Linked DNA regions of Homo sapiens: region 1 is linked to region 2. Evidence: chromatin contacts called from ENCODE Hi-C data. All regions are on one chromosome and are shown on one strand. Each heading gives the region's core, a stretch centred on a gene start or an enhancer-like site at or near the end of the contact. The rest is flanking DNA. Distances are from core to core; before and after follow the strand shown.

What was found. Hi-C counts contacts between places; a loop is a spot of excess contacts on that map. Pooled maps may share reads with other maps.
Region 1: a map with no recorded cell type shows a loop between it and region 2 (12-fold over the local background). The contact joins two enhancer-like sites. A Hi-C loop is called at or near these places in 2 of 37 single-sample maps with no recorded cell type and 5 of 50 pooled maps.

The regions. Positions count from the first base shown.
Region 1 is chr1:184,863,716-184,870,229 of GRCh38, reverse strand. All of the region lies in intron 5 of NIBAN1 (niban apoptosis regulator 1), which reads left to right. Among named protein-coding and RNA genes, the nearest start is that of NIBAN1, 110 kb to the left of the region's middle. Within about 2 kb of position 3,114, at least 10 of the 41 ENCODE cell types and tissues checked have a DNase peak (open chromatin) inside an H3K27ac peak, as active enhancers do.
Region 2 is chr1:183,953,523-183,960,096 of GRCh38, reverse strand. COLGALT2 (collagen beta(1-O)galactosyltransferase 2) reads left to right here. Exons shown (of 12, transcript NM_015101.4): 7 at 5,259-5,335. Among named protein-coding and RNA genes, the nearest start is that of COLGALT2, 81 kb to the left of the region's middle. RefSeq lists a silencer at 4,101-4,265. Within about 2 kb of position 3,281, at least 5 of the 41 ENCODE cell types and tissues checked have a DNase peak (open chromatin) inside an H3K27ac peak, as active enhancers do.

The DNA.
Region 1 (6,514 bases), core at 1,865-4,364, 910 kb before region 2:
AAGATATTACTCATTTAAGGTTATTTAAAGATAAAAACTTTTAGCATATTGTAATCTATCAACCACTGCTTCTGAATGACTTGGTGTGGAATCAGAGTTGGGGGGAAGAGACTTTTAAAATTTCAGAGTCCCTGGCATTATTCCAGACCTACGAATTAGAATCTCTGAGGAAAGGAGCCCAGAAACGTACATTTTAAACAGCATCCCTTCAGAGTTAGAGAATCGTTGTTGCCTAGGGTCTTCCTTTTAAACATAAGGTATTTTGCTTCAGCAACTTAATTTTTATTTTTCTCAAATTGTATTACTGGTAAAGATTCATGATTTTTATAATATGAATTTAATGTTTGAAGTGATATTCAACAGCACAATAAAAAAGTGGTGAATGGTGGGCCGAGCGCAGTGGCTCACGCCCGTAATCCTAGCACGTTGGGAGGCCAAGGTGGGTGGGTCATTTGAGGTCAGGAGTTTGAGACTAGCCTGGCCAACATGGTGAAAACCCATCTCTACTAAAAATACAAAAATTAGCCGGGCATGGTGGCGCACAACTGTAATCCCAGCTACTCAGGAGGCTGAGGCAGGAGAATCGCTTGAACATGGGAGGTGGAGTTGCAGTGAGCCGAGATGGAGCCACTGCACTCCGGCTTGGGAAACAGAGTGAAACTCTGTCTCAAAAAAAAAAAAAGTAGTGAATGCAAATAAAAGTAGTGAATGGTCACAATGTGCTTAGCAATTGTAAGATAAAATTAAACTCTTTATAATATTTTAGTGAGAGGACCACAACTAGACTCTTCATGGGATTTCCTTTTTGAAAATAATCCTGAATCTAATAGCAAGCACAACTGAGATACATTTTCTTTACTGAGTTTTGCATTTCCAGTGTGACCCTTTCGCTTTTTATACTGGACGATCTAATTTTACGTAAGAGCTCACTCTGGTAAGCTGTACCGTGTGTAGGTGTACATGGATGATCTCCACTAGTAAGATAAAATACCTCTCTTCTCTTCTACTTTTATCCCCTTCTTCTGTCCGAGTGAGAGGCAATGTACCACCTTTCCCTTAGACATGACCATAAAATCCCAGAGGAAAGCAATATGCCTAAAATTATTTAGTCTGTTTCCCTTGCTTGAATATGCACTGGAATTCCCTGGCCTGGGGTGGGTCCTAAGAATTTGCATTTCTGACATGTTCTCAGGTAATGCTGATGCTGATACTACTGGCCTGGGGACCCTACTTGGAAAGCCACTGTATTAACTCATTTAATCCTCACAGCAGTCCTGTGAGGTAGGCACTATTATTGTCATCATGCCCATTTTATAGACGAGGGTTCTGGGGCAGCTGGTAAGACAGCTGGTGATCAGGACAAGATTTTAAAGCCAAGCAGGCCGACTTCAAGCCCGTGTTCTAAACTACTGTACCATGTGTCTTCTCAGTCAGCAGGTACTTATTAAACGCATACTGTGTGCCCTGTGTTTGACTAGCTGATATTTTTAAAAAAAATCTAATCTCATTCCTTATTCAGGAACAGATGATTTGAGGATACTCACTTCCTACTGAACTTGACATGGATAATTTCTTGATATCTACTTGAGAGGGACATGAGCTGCTACATCAATTGAAACTCAGGTGACAATTGAGATGCAGAAGTTAAGTCTTTTCTCTGCTTTTAAACATGAAGTTGTGCCTTAACCCAAAAGGGTGTTCCTGTGGTAAACTGTGTACTCTATAAATGTTCTCCAAAGCTAGAATTTTCTTGGTTTATGCAAATGTACAGCTGAGAATAATTTTGTGGGATATGTTGCAGGGGTGGGGTTGAAAAATTCATGGTACTTATCTATTACCAGTTCTTTGTGTTTTAAGTACTTAGCCTTTATTTTTTTTTCCTTTCAGCATTTTCTTTTGTTAACTGGATTCCCATACTGGCTGTTGCTGAGGGGGTTGGGGAAGTCCTGATCTGACCTGAATTTTTTAAAACAATTTTTTAGCATTTTCTTTTGGAGACCACAAATCATATTGCAAGTCAACAACGTCTGGGTGTTAGTGGGACATTTCTATTTTAAGAGGCTTAGAAAAGGAGGTAAAAAAGAAGGAAGTTGGAAGTTAGGAAGGAGCAATGAAAGCAAAGCACCCATTTTCACATCTTACCAGACAAAGCCCCTCCCTGCCAAGTTCCTTTCTGGTGGGAGATCAGGGCATGGCTCATGCAATCACCAGCTAAGAAAGGAACTGAGACTTCTCTTCATTTGTTGTTTTTTCCTTCCCCACCTTTCCCTAGAAACTATTAGACTGCCACACTGTCCCGTTGTGTGACACGGGACACTTTAAGTGACGGGGTAGACAAAAGCTGGAACAAAAGAGCCTCTATTAAGGTAAGGGTCTACTGTGTCCAGAACATTGTCTTAGATGCTGGGGGCAAAACAAACCGAAAACACAGTCATTGCTTATAAACCAAACTCAATTTGTAAGGCTATCCCACTCAGTTAACAGAGGAGAGTTTGAGGATGATTTCCTCCTGACTTTCCAGGATAAGTGGAATAAAAGAAATAGAAAATAGATCAGGAACATCATTTTGCCTCATTCCATCTCACTTTAAGTGAACTCGGGCCCAAGCCCAAGTGGTTCTGTTCCAGGAAACACGGTGGGTCAAGCAGGATGTAACCTTATCACACACCTTAGCCATTGTCCTTTCCTTCTTAAATCCCTAGTGAGGAGGATAATAGTTGAAGATATCCTTCTTTTTTTCTTCTCCAGGCTTTAGGATATCAGATTAGGTATTTTCAAGTTGAGAACAAAAAGCCTTACCACAAAGTTGTATTCTCCTTGTGCCAATAATAATGAGTCATTCTTGCTAAGAACATAGGTGGTTTGTATCTTTCTAGTGCTTCTTGTCAGAAGAAGCTTAACATGCACAGAGGGAGATATTTTTCCTGGCACAATAGACCCTAGTCACAAACCACAAAGTTTTGCAATAAGGCTATTCGTTAAGTGAATGCAATATTATAGCTGAGACACTTTTGGGGTGTGTGTGTGTGTGTGTTTGTGTGTAGGGGTGTGTGTGTGTGAGAGAGAGAGAGAGAGAGACCGAGAGAGAGTGTCTGTGTGTGATGGGGGCTATACCTCAGCTTCCTGTTTGGCCTTGCTGATGTCACCGCATTAGTATCGGTACTGCACTTCAGATTTTTGTACAGATGTAAGTCATCATATTTAGTATTTGACTTTAAAATGAATTGGTTTTTGCACATCTGTGCTCATAAATGAATAACAATAGAAGGGGGAAGAAATTTTGAATTTTGATTAGATGAAAGGGGTGCAAAACTTCCACTCTTTCTTTCATAGATACCTTGCAAGCCAAAAGCTTTCTAGAATTGCTAGGTGAAGTTCTAAATATCACTAATTTTGAGATAGGCTGATTGACATTTATGATTGGGTTTGGTCAGGATGAAGGGTAGTGAAATTACCAGCATAGATGAGTGAGTTGCCATTGGTCTAAATTTTGCCATCTCTGGTTTTCTTCTGATTTCTAGTTCCATATTTGGTGGCTTTAAATGAACACAGTACTGTTCTCTTCATACCATGTATATTTTTTACCAGGTCAGGAATCTAAGAAACTTATGATCTAATTTAGATGTCTCTGGAAATGTGAATTTCATAACTTAAGAGAAGGGAACAGATTTGAAATTGAAATATTATTATAGGGAGCTGACAGTTGGGTTAAGTGGATTGTTACACATTATCATCTTAAAATTACATTTCGTGTCTTCTTAACTTTCCTCCAAAGAACACATCCTAGAATTATAACACTATTTTCAATTCCCTCTGCATCTTTCAGCCCTTAGAACTAAATCCTAAGCCAATAGCTCACTTTTGGACTCCTAAATTTGATTTTCTGAAGGCCTTAGGTTAAATGTCATTTCCACCAGAACACCTTTCTTAATCTTTCAGGTAGGTGAAAGCCCCACAATTTTCTTCTATCTGTCCATTCATCTGTCCTTCCTTCTCTCGTACCTGTCCTTACTTCCATCACAGTTCTAATCACATCATGTCATCATTGACTATTTATTTATCTGACTCCTAAAACTAGGAGTTCCTAGAAGCCAAGTCTATGCCCATCTACTATTACATCTCAGCCATTAGTACTGAGTGTAGGGGTGTAGTAAGCACATACTCATTTTTTTTTAACTGAATAAAGGAGCATGGGAAGTAGGTCATCATTTGAAAAAGCATCTGGAAATGATAAGAATAGTTAATAAAGCATTCCGGATTGTTTAGGAGAAAGGTCTATTTTACTTGTTAACAGCAAAGGCAATTTCTTTGGAAGATTTTGCTTTCTTTTTTGACTATCTGTGCAGTTACTTGTTTATTTTTCATTTTCCATCAGCTTTACAACTTTTTTTCTCATGCTCCTCATCGCCTACTATCATTTGTGTTTAAGCCTTCCTTTACATAAAACAGTATTTTTGGCTTATTATTTGGATGATTAATGAAAATCAATCTTAGCAGTTAGATTTCTGACTGAGACTGACCAGACAAAGTGAAATGTGTTGCATGATGCCATTATTTAAGTCACTGTTTTGTTGGCTGTGACCCATTAAGCATCCTTTCTTTTTGTTTAAAAATTATTTTTTTTCAGCTTGTTTTAGATTTGGGGGTACGTGTGCAGATTTGTTACATTGGTATACTGTGTGATGCTGAGGTTTGGGGTATGAATGGTCTCGTTACCCAAGTACTGAGCATAGTATACAATAGTTAGGTTTTTCAACTCTGTACCCTTCCCCCACCTCTATAGTCCCGTGTATTGTTGCCATCTATATGTCCATTGGTACTCAATGTGTGGCTCCCACTTATAAGTGAGAACATGAGGTATTTGGTTTTCTGCTCCTGTGTTAATTTGCTTATAATGGCCTTCAGCTTCCTCCATGTTGCTACAAAGGACATGATTTTGTTCTTTTTTTAATAGCTGTGTAGTATCCCATTGTGTATATATACCACATTTTCTTTGCCCAGCCCACTGTTGATGGGCACCAAGGCTGATTCCAGACTGCTTTCCACAGTGGCTGAACTAACTTACATTCCTATCTACCATGTATAAGCATTCCCTTTTCTCTGCACCTCACCAGCATCTGTTATTTTTTGACTTTTTAGTAATAGCCATTCTGACTGGTGTGAGATGGTATCACATTGTGATTTTGATTTGCATTTCTCTGATGATTAGTGATACTGAGCATTCTTTTTTTTTTTTTTTTTGACCTCTTTAGTTTTATATTGTTTCAGCTAAAACCTGTGATGAGGTCATTCTTAGTGAACTACTTATAACTAGTTAGTTCTTATAAATGCTGCCAATGTTTTTTTTTTCTTTTATTATTATTATACTTTAAGTTTTAGGGTACATATGCATTCTTAAAATATGTTTGTTGGCCGTTTGTATGTCTTCTTCTGAGAATTGTCTATTCATGTCTTTTGCCCATTTTTAATGCGATTATTTGTTTTTTGCTTGTTCAATTAAGTTCCTTAAAGGTTCTGAATATTAGACCTTTGTTAGATGTCTAGTTTGTGAATAAAATATTATTTTTTAATGCATCTATTTTCATTTTACGTATTTTTTTTTACAGTCACCTTGGTGACTGTAACACTTACCATCACTTTTGAAGAAGTGACTTAACAAAAGAACCCAAACAACATTTCTTCACCTCTGCAGACTCTTCCTCTCACAATGAAGTGGCTTCCGTTACTGGAATAATGTCAGGGAAGATAACAGCTTCCTCTAAATTCACCCTATTCAAATGTGTAATTCACACTTGTTCACAGACTAGAATAATGTACCTATAAAGTGTTTATTGGCTGTTATATAGCTCCTAGAGGAAGAAAATAAAAATGAAATGGTTTGTACGTTATAGTTTGTCAGAAGTATGATTGCCAATTATAATGATAAAATACTAATGATAGCTCACATTGCTAATATTTATTGAGCACTTACCGTGTGCCAAGCACTGTGTGAAGGCTGACAACAATCCTTTTAGTTAAACAGCATTATTGTCCGTAGGAAACCAAGATTTAGATAGCTAAAGGAGATTGCCTAGAGGTAGGCAGTTATCAAGTGGTGGACTCAGAATTCAATCCTGAATGTTTAACTCCAAAGCTCAAGCTCGTAATTGTTGTGTATTAAAGAGCCTGACAACTAAAGGATTATATATTCAGTTTCTCCTGCTACATTTGAAGAGGGATTTTAGAAAGTAACAATACTAGCAACCAATTATTGAATGCCAGGTAATACACTGAGTGTTTAATGTATGCTCTTTCGATCCCTATGACAATACTAAGGAGGAACAAATTTTATCTCCATTTTTCAGATGACACTGAGGTTCATGGAAATTAAGAAGTATATTTAAAGTCACAAAGCTATTTAAGGTCACAATAGCTAATTAAGCTATTAAACCAATGAATACCTAGATCTCTGCTCTTACTGCTTATTGCTGGTCATACTAGAGTATGTCCAGTGCTTGAATAGTAAGAGGTCTGG
Region 2 (6,574 bases), core at 2,032-4,531:
CCCGCAGATTGTTCAAGATGCTGGGCATAAAGCAGTGAACAAAACAGGCAGAAGCCCTGCCATCAGGGAACTTATATTCTAACACAGAGAGTTAGACAATAGACAATATATCTGGGAAGCAGCCATATGAATATTTGGGTGAAGAATGTCTCAAGTGGAAAGAACAGCACATGTAAAGACTGTTAGACAGGAAAAGCTTGGGGGTGTTCCAGGGACAAAAGGCCAGCATGATTGGGGCATAAAGAATGAGTTGGGTCAAGGGAGATGAAGTAATGGAAGAAGAAATGTCCAGATCACACCGAACATTCTGGCCATGGTAAGGAATTTAGATTTTACTCCAAGAGTAATGGGAATCCGTGGAAGATGGGGTGGGGCAGAGGGGGCATGGCCTGAAGTGACTTGTGCATTTAGAAGGATCATTTGGGCTGTGGTGAGGATACTAGATTGTAGGGGACCAGTACCTCTCTCCTGGTGGGACATGATGGTGATTGGGATGTGAGCTCTAGCAAGGAGTTGATGAGAAACAGACAGGTTGAGGATATATTTTGGTGGTGGAGCAACAGGACTTACAGAGACCTGAATGCAGTCCATGAAGGAAAGAAAGGAATCAAGATGAGTCCAAGATTTTAGCCTGATATGCCATTTACTGAGATGGGAAAGACTTTATAGAAAAAGACTGGGGGTTGGGGAGCTAGTTTTGGTCACGTAAGTTTAAGATATTTAATAGGCATCTAAATAGAAAGGCAGAAGATAGTTGGATATATAAGTCTGGAGTTCAGGGAAGAAACTCCAGCTAGAGACAGATATTTGAGAATCATCAGCATCAGAAGGATATTTGAAGCTGTGGAACAGTCTGAACTCATGTAGTAAAAGAACACAGGATGAGAAGAGGACAGATCCCTGGGGAAGACAAAACAGCCAGAGAGCTAGGAGGAAAAATTGAGAAGTGTTTCAAGACGGAGCCAAGATGCTGCTGAGAAGCCAAGGAAAATAAGGATAAAGAATTGGTCATTGGTTCTGTCAAGAGAGAGGTCTGTGATGACCTTGACATGGGCCACTTCAGTGCAATGATGAGAACACAAATCCATTCAAGTGGACTGAAGAGAAGCCAATGGGGAGATGAGAAAGCTGAATCTTGATGGGATGGGGAAATGGAGAAATCCGATGGAGGCTGTTGGGGGTAAGAGGTCAAGGGAAAGGTTTTTCTGGTTAGGTTGTTTGTACTGTTTTTTTAAAAAAATAGAAATATAACAGTATGTTTTATGCCAGTCACAAGGATCCAGTATATAAGGAGATCTTGATGATGTAAAAGAGAAGGTAATTATAAGGTGAAAACAAGAGGGTTTTTGTCCTGGGTTGCAGCCCAGAACAATATTGCAGAGGCTATACTAGATAGAAACTTCATCTACTGTGGCAGATGGGATGGCAGAATGTATTGATACACATGCAGTTTGGTTTGTGGACTTGAGGTGGATTGAAAAGGTAGATCTAATTTGATTTTGAATATTTTCTTTCTGAAGTATATAGGCCAGTCAGTCATGAGCTAGACAGAGATTTTGGAGATTTTAGGAGAGAGAAGACAAAAGATACAATCTCTCAAAGAGTGGGAAAATAAATTTACTATGAAAGGACACTTACATCATTTGGTGGTGTCAAGTGCCAATTTGACATCTGTGATTGTAGCTTTGAAGTGACTCAGTCAACACAATTGTGTATGTTTCTCCCAGTAGTCCTCTTGGTGCTGAGTAAGTGGGCAATGGGTTTAACCAGGATTAGGGTTTTATCAGGCATCAGTGGACGAGAATTGAAAATCTTGTGAAGGGGATGGTCAGGGAATTTCTGAATTGTAGACTGGAGTTTTAGAAATCAGAGTTGAAGAATTTGAGTGAGGTGGGAGAAGGGTTATGACGACAATGACTAACACTTATTAAAAGCACTGTGCCCATCTCTTTTCATGTGATAACTCATTTAGTACATTAGAAGCTGCACAGAGAATTTGGGGATGTGCTGCCTTCGGGAGATGAATGACAGGAGGCCAGATCTTATAAAGATGTTAGATTTAAATGGTCTATAAAGCATGAGGAGATTACTCTTGCAAATTACAGCATAAGGTGATAGGAAGTCTCAGGTACCTGCTCTCAGTATTGACATTTTGAGACAACAGTACATCATGTAAAAATTATTAAGATAATTGGACTTGAAGTTATGTCTAAAACTGAGTTCCAGCTCTGCCAATCACTCAGTATTTGACCTTGGACAAGTCTACATCTGGCTTGGTCTCAGTTTCTTTATTTGTAAAAAAAAAAAAAAAAAAAAAACCACCACAAAAAAGTGAAGATAAAATTACATGGTGACTATGAAAACACCTAGCAACCTGTTAAGCCCTTAAATATAGTGTTGAGTGTGACTGTTACAGTTGAGAACAGAGCTGTGCGGCGGAAGATTATTTTGACAACAGTGAGCATGATTAATTAGAATAGGAAAGACTGAGAGCATGTAAGTGTTTGAAAAAAATCAAAAACAGCCCAGGCATAGTGGGTAAGGACCCAAGCTAGGCTGCAACAATGGAAGAAGTTCAGGAGAAATTATAGAGAAGAAGCGGTAGGATTTGATCCAAGTACAATCTATCATGTACTATTCCAGACATGACTGGGCTTAAATGAGCTACTCTGGACCCAGCCCAGTTGCCTGGTTGGCTAATACCAGTGGCCACCAAGGACTAGCTCTGGGGATGATGTGGAATGGGAATTAAGAGCTCCGGTAAAGGAGTAGGACCTAGGTTCAAATACCAGCTCTATCAGCTCTGTGATCTTGGGCAAGTTATTTAATGTTTGTTTCCTTGTCTATAAAAATAGAGACACTCATACATATCCCATGGTACATGTGAACATTAAATATATGTGATTATATATGTCAAGTATATATGTGACATATATATATATCACTCACAGAACTCTGGGTTCTGTGAGTGATAAGACCTCTGTAACAATGGCTGTAATTATTCACATTAGATCTTGAAACTATCCCGAAAGCAATGAAGCCCATTGTCCCAAGTGGCAGTACAGGGAAGGATTATTTCCAGGAAGGGATTTAATGAGAGACCAGATCAATTATGAAAGATGGAGTCAGAAATGACTACAAACAGAAGCCAGGATATACCTAACCTTCAAGTCTGTTGTCAGCAAAGATACATCCTTCTCCCCACAGACTAAGTTTCTTAGGTCTGACTCACTGTATCACTTCCTGTTTTCCTCTGTGGCTTACTGCTGCCTTCAGTGGCAAAACCCAAGCACACTTCTCTGATATTTTTGCTCAGTGATGACTTTCGGGAGCCAACCACTTGTGGCTTTTTTTTTGCAACACTTGTCCTGTGAATGCAATGACTGCCTATGTTTGATGGAAACAAAGTGGCTAAAAGCAGTCTCTTTGGCTGAAATGTTAAAGCCACACAGGCCATGTGAGTCCAAAGGAGACCAGCAGCCTAGAATGGGTAACTCAAAATATAACATCTTCCCAAGTCTCAGGCCCCAGGAGGGAGAGTGAGACAGCTCCTCAGACAATATCATGAACAGGAGGAAGCTGGTACATTAAGCTTCTTTCTCTTAAAAACCTAACCGTGTACCTGGTGGACCCTCCCTATTGATTTTAAAAGAAACTAATAAGGAGTGGAGTGGAGCAGAAAGGACCAGAATATTCTCGGCTGCTATTGGGAAGACAAAGACATGCACTGCATATGCACAGAAATATGACTGTAAGTGTCAAGTTTGAAGTAATGAGACCAGCTCTTGTGTTTGGCCTAAGAACTCTGTCTCACTACGTTCTAGAATTTCACATCATTCGCCAATAAGTAAAATTGGATGTCAGGATTTCTCTATAATATTTCAGTGAAGTTAAACAGATCATACCCTTTGGACAGTATCTCAGGATGGGCAAAGTTATGCTGGAATATAAAAATCTGATTGGCTTCATACAACAATGGCTTATTTCTTGCTATCCAAGTCTGCAGAGCAGGTGTCTTTCCTGGGAGCTGCCCTTCATGTGTTGATGCAATGTTCCAGGCTGCTTCCAATTCACATCTGCTATCCATATCCACACATGCCGCTATGAGCACAGTGGTGGGACCAAGGGCAGTGTCGGGGGAGCCCTTGGAGAGTGGAGCAGCAGCACCACACTATAAACTTTCCCCAGAAAGTCATATAGCCCTGAGTAACTTCAAGGGCAAGAGAGTGTATTCCTCTCCTGTGCCTGGAATAGAGGTGAACAGATACGTTACAGTAGTCATGGCCATTACCCATAGTTCTTTCAACAACCCAGTTACCAGCTATCATTTTAAATTTTCTTTGTATTATCCCTTTAAGGAAAATCAAATGAGGACTTTGAATTTGTATAATACTAAACATTCTTCGAGGACTTTGAATTTTTATAATACTAAACATTCTTCAAGGCCTTTTCAGGTTTCTTAACCAATATTACTTCCAAACTTTAAAATACATAGTTTGCAAAGGAAGCTTTTTTAGAGTATCAAATAAATAAAACTTTCATTATTGAAGAAGTAGTGTCACTCCCAGCTGGAATCTTCCCATTAGACATGGGCCAGCTCTCTGTGGTTAGATCCTGTTAAAGCAATGGACCTTTTGCGCACCCACACCTAAACCTGCCCAGGTGGGATAAAAATAGTCCCCCACTTTGACAATTTTAAATGCAGAGAAAAAAGTGTTTTTCAGTAAAAATTCTAGCCTATTTCTGAGCTCTTTCATCATGGGCCATAGTAAGTAATAGCTAAGAGTTGTTGAGCATTTACTGTGTTAAAGTGGTGAGTGCTTTGCACGCAGGTCTCATTTAAATTTTATAACACAGATACACTTCTATTATCCCAATTTTACACCAAAGAAATGAGCTTAAAGAGGTCCCCTAACTCTCCTACTCCTTCGCAAACCAAGGTTTGGACCCAGATCATCCGACTCTGGAGCCCTTCCTCTTAACCATTATCCTAAACTGCCTCCCAAATATTCTTGAAATAAGTCTTAAGGGAAGTGGAGCAAATGTTGCAATCTCCATATAATCAAATGCTCCTGAAACCAGTGCCCTGACCAGCAGGGTTCCTGTGTGGCTACTCAATCCTGGAGAACTGCTGCCATTGTCCCCTGCCCTGTATTTCCAAGTTATATTCCAACCCTAGAGATCAGGCATGCGGATGGAATTCTGATTTCTGACCCTTTCATTAACAAAGCACTCTGCATGTTTCTTGTGTCTTCCAGTTGACCGTCCTCCAATGGAACCCTCCCAGTATGTCTCAGTTGTCCCTAAATATCCAGACAAGATGGGATTTGATGAGGTAGGAAAGGTGTCTATATGTGTGTGCACATGCACGCGTGTGCAGGCTTGTGTGTTCATTTTGGAACACAAGCCTGAGCTTGCATCTGAGAGCCAGCAAGACTGGCTTGGCTGCTGAAATGGCTCTGAGGTCTTGGGAAAACTACTTGGTTTTTGTTGTTCTCAGTTTCCTTATCTTAAAAAAAGGAGTATCATGATAAATGTAGTTAATCATTTACTTAGAAAGAAATTACCATTTAGTAATGAAAGTGAATTTGATATTTTCTAGGAGCAGATATTGTGATATTTTTAATCAACCTTTTTATCAAAATTCAAGAGTAAGATACAGAGGATACATGTTTTAGATATGGAGGACTTTAATTTTATTCTGCCACATCTGAGCAAGTGGAAACTATTCTGGAACTTTCTGTGCTTTCTTTTATTTCTACTATTCTTCCATGGAAAAAGGTTAGAGAGCAGGGTTGAGAGGACAAAGAAAGAAAAAAAAACATATTTGTTCTAAAATTCTGCCTTTCAGCAGGCAAGAACTTCCTAATAATATTCTAAGGGTAGTATTTATTATTAAGTTTTAGTTGTATAAAGAATGAAGCAGAAATATTAAGAGGTTCCCCTCCTGGTAATATGCGTAACAGATACTTGGCAGGGATTGTGACTCCACATCACTGACTCTCTCATGGGTGTCCCCTGTAGCTGCTGAACAGTATTCAGAAGGAGCTTGGTGGTCTAGAAGCTAGGGCAGTGCCTCAGGAGTCCACAAACTGAGAACTCTTCCATGGACTCTGGATATGTAACAGATCAGGCTTCGAGCTTGGTGCTAATTGCCACTGATTAATCGAAGGAAGATGCCTTATTTATCACATGGTAACATATACATACATATATGTACATGTCCCCAGAGTACAGCCTTCTCAAAGGGATTTGACGCTAGAACTGGGAATTAAGATTTCTTCCGTAAGACTGATTTGGAGCTATACTTCAGGAAGGGGGAAAGAATATTTCATGATTATTAAGTGGGGAAGAGTTAACAGCTACTATGGTATTTCCACAAAGGGCAGAATGAGAAGAGATGAGCTGCATGTAGTAGAGAGGAATAAGACTCATTTGCAAATAGTTTTTAAAAATGATCAGGGCTATAGAGAAGGTTGTCCCACACCCACAGTGGACCAGCTTCCACATGTTACTGTAGCTTTCCTTCCCTACAGCTCTCTCTCGGTTCCCTAGGTGAAAGGACCCAAGTGTC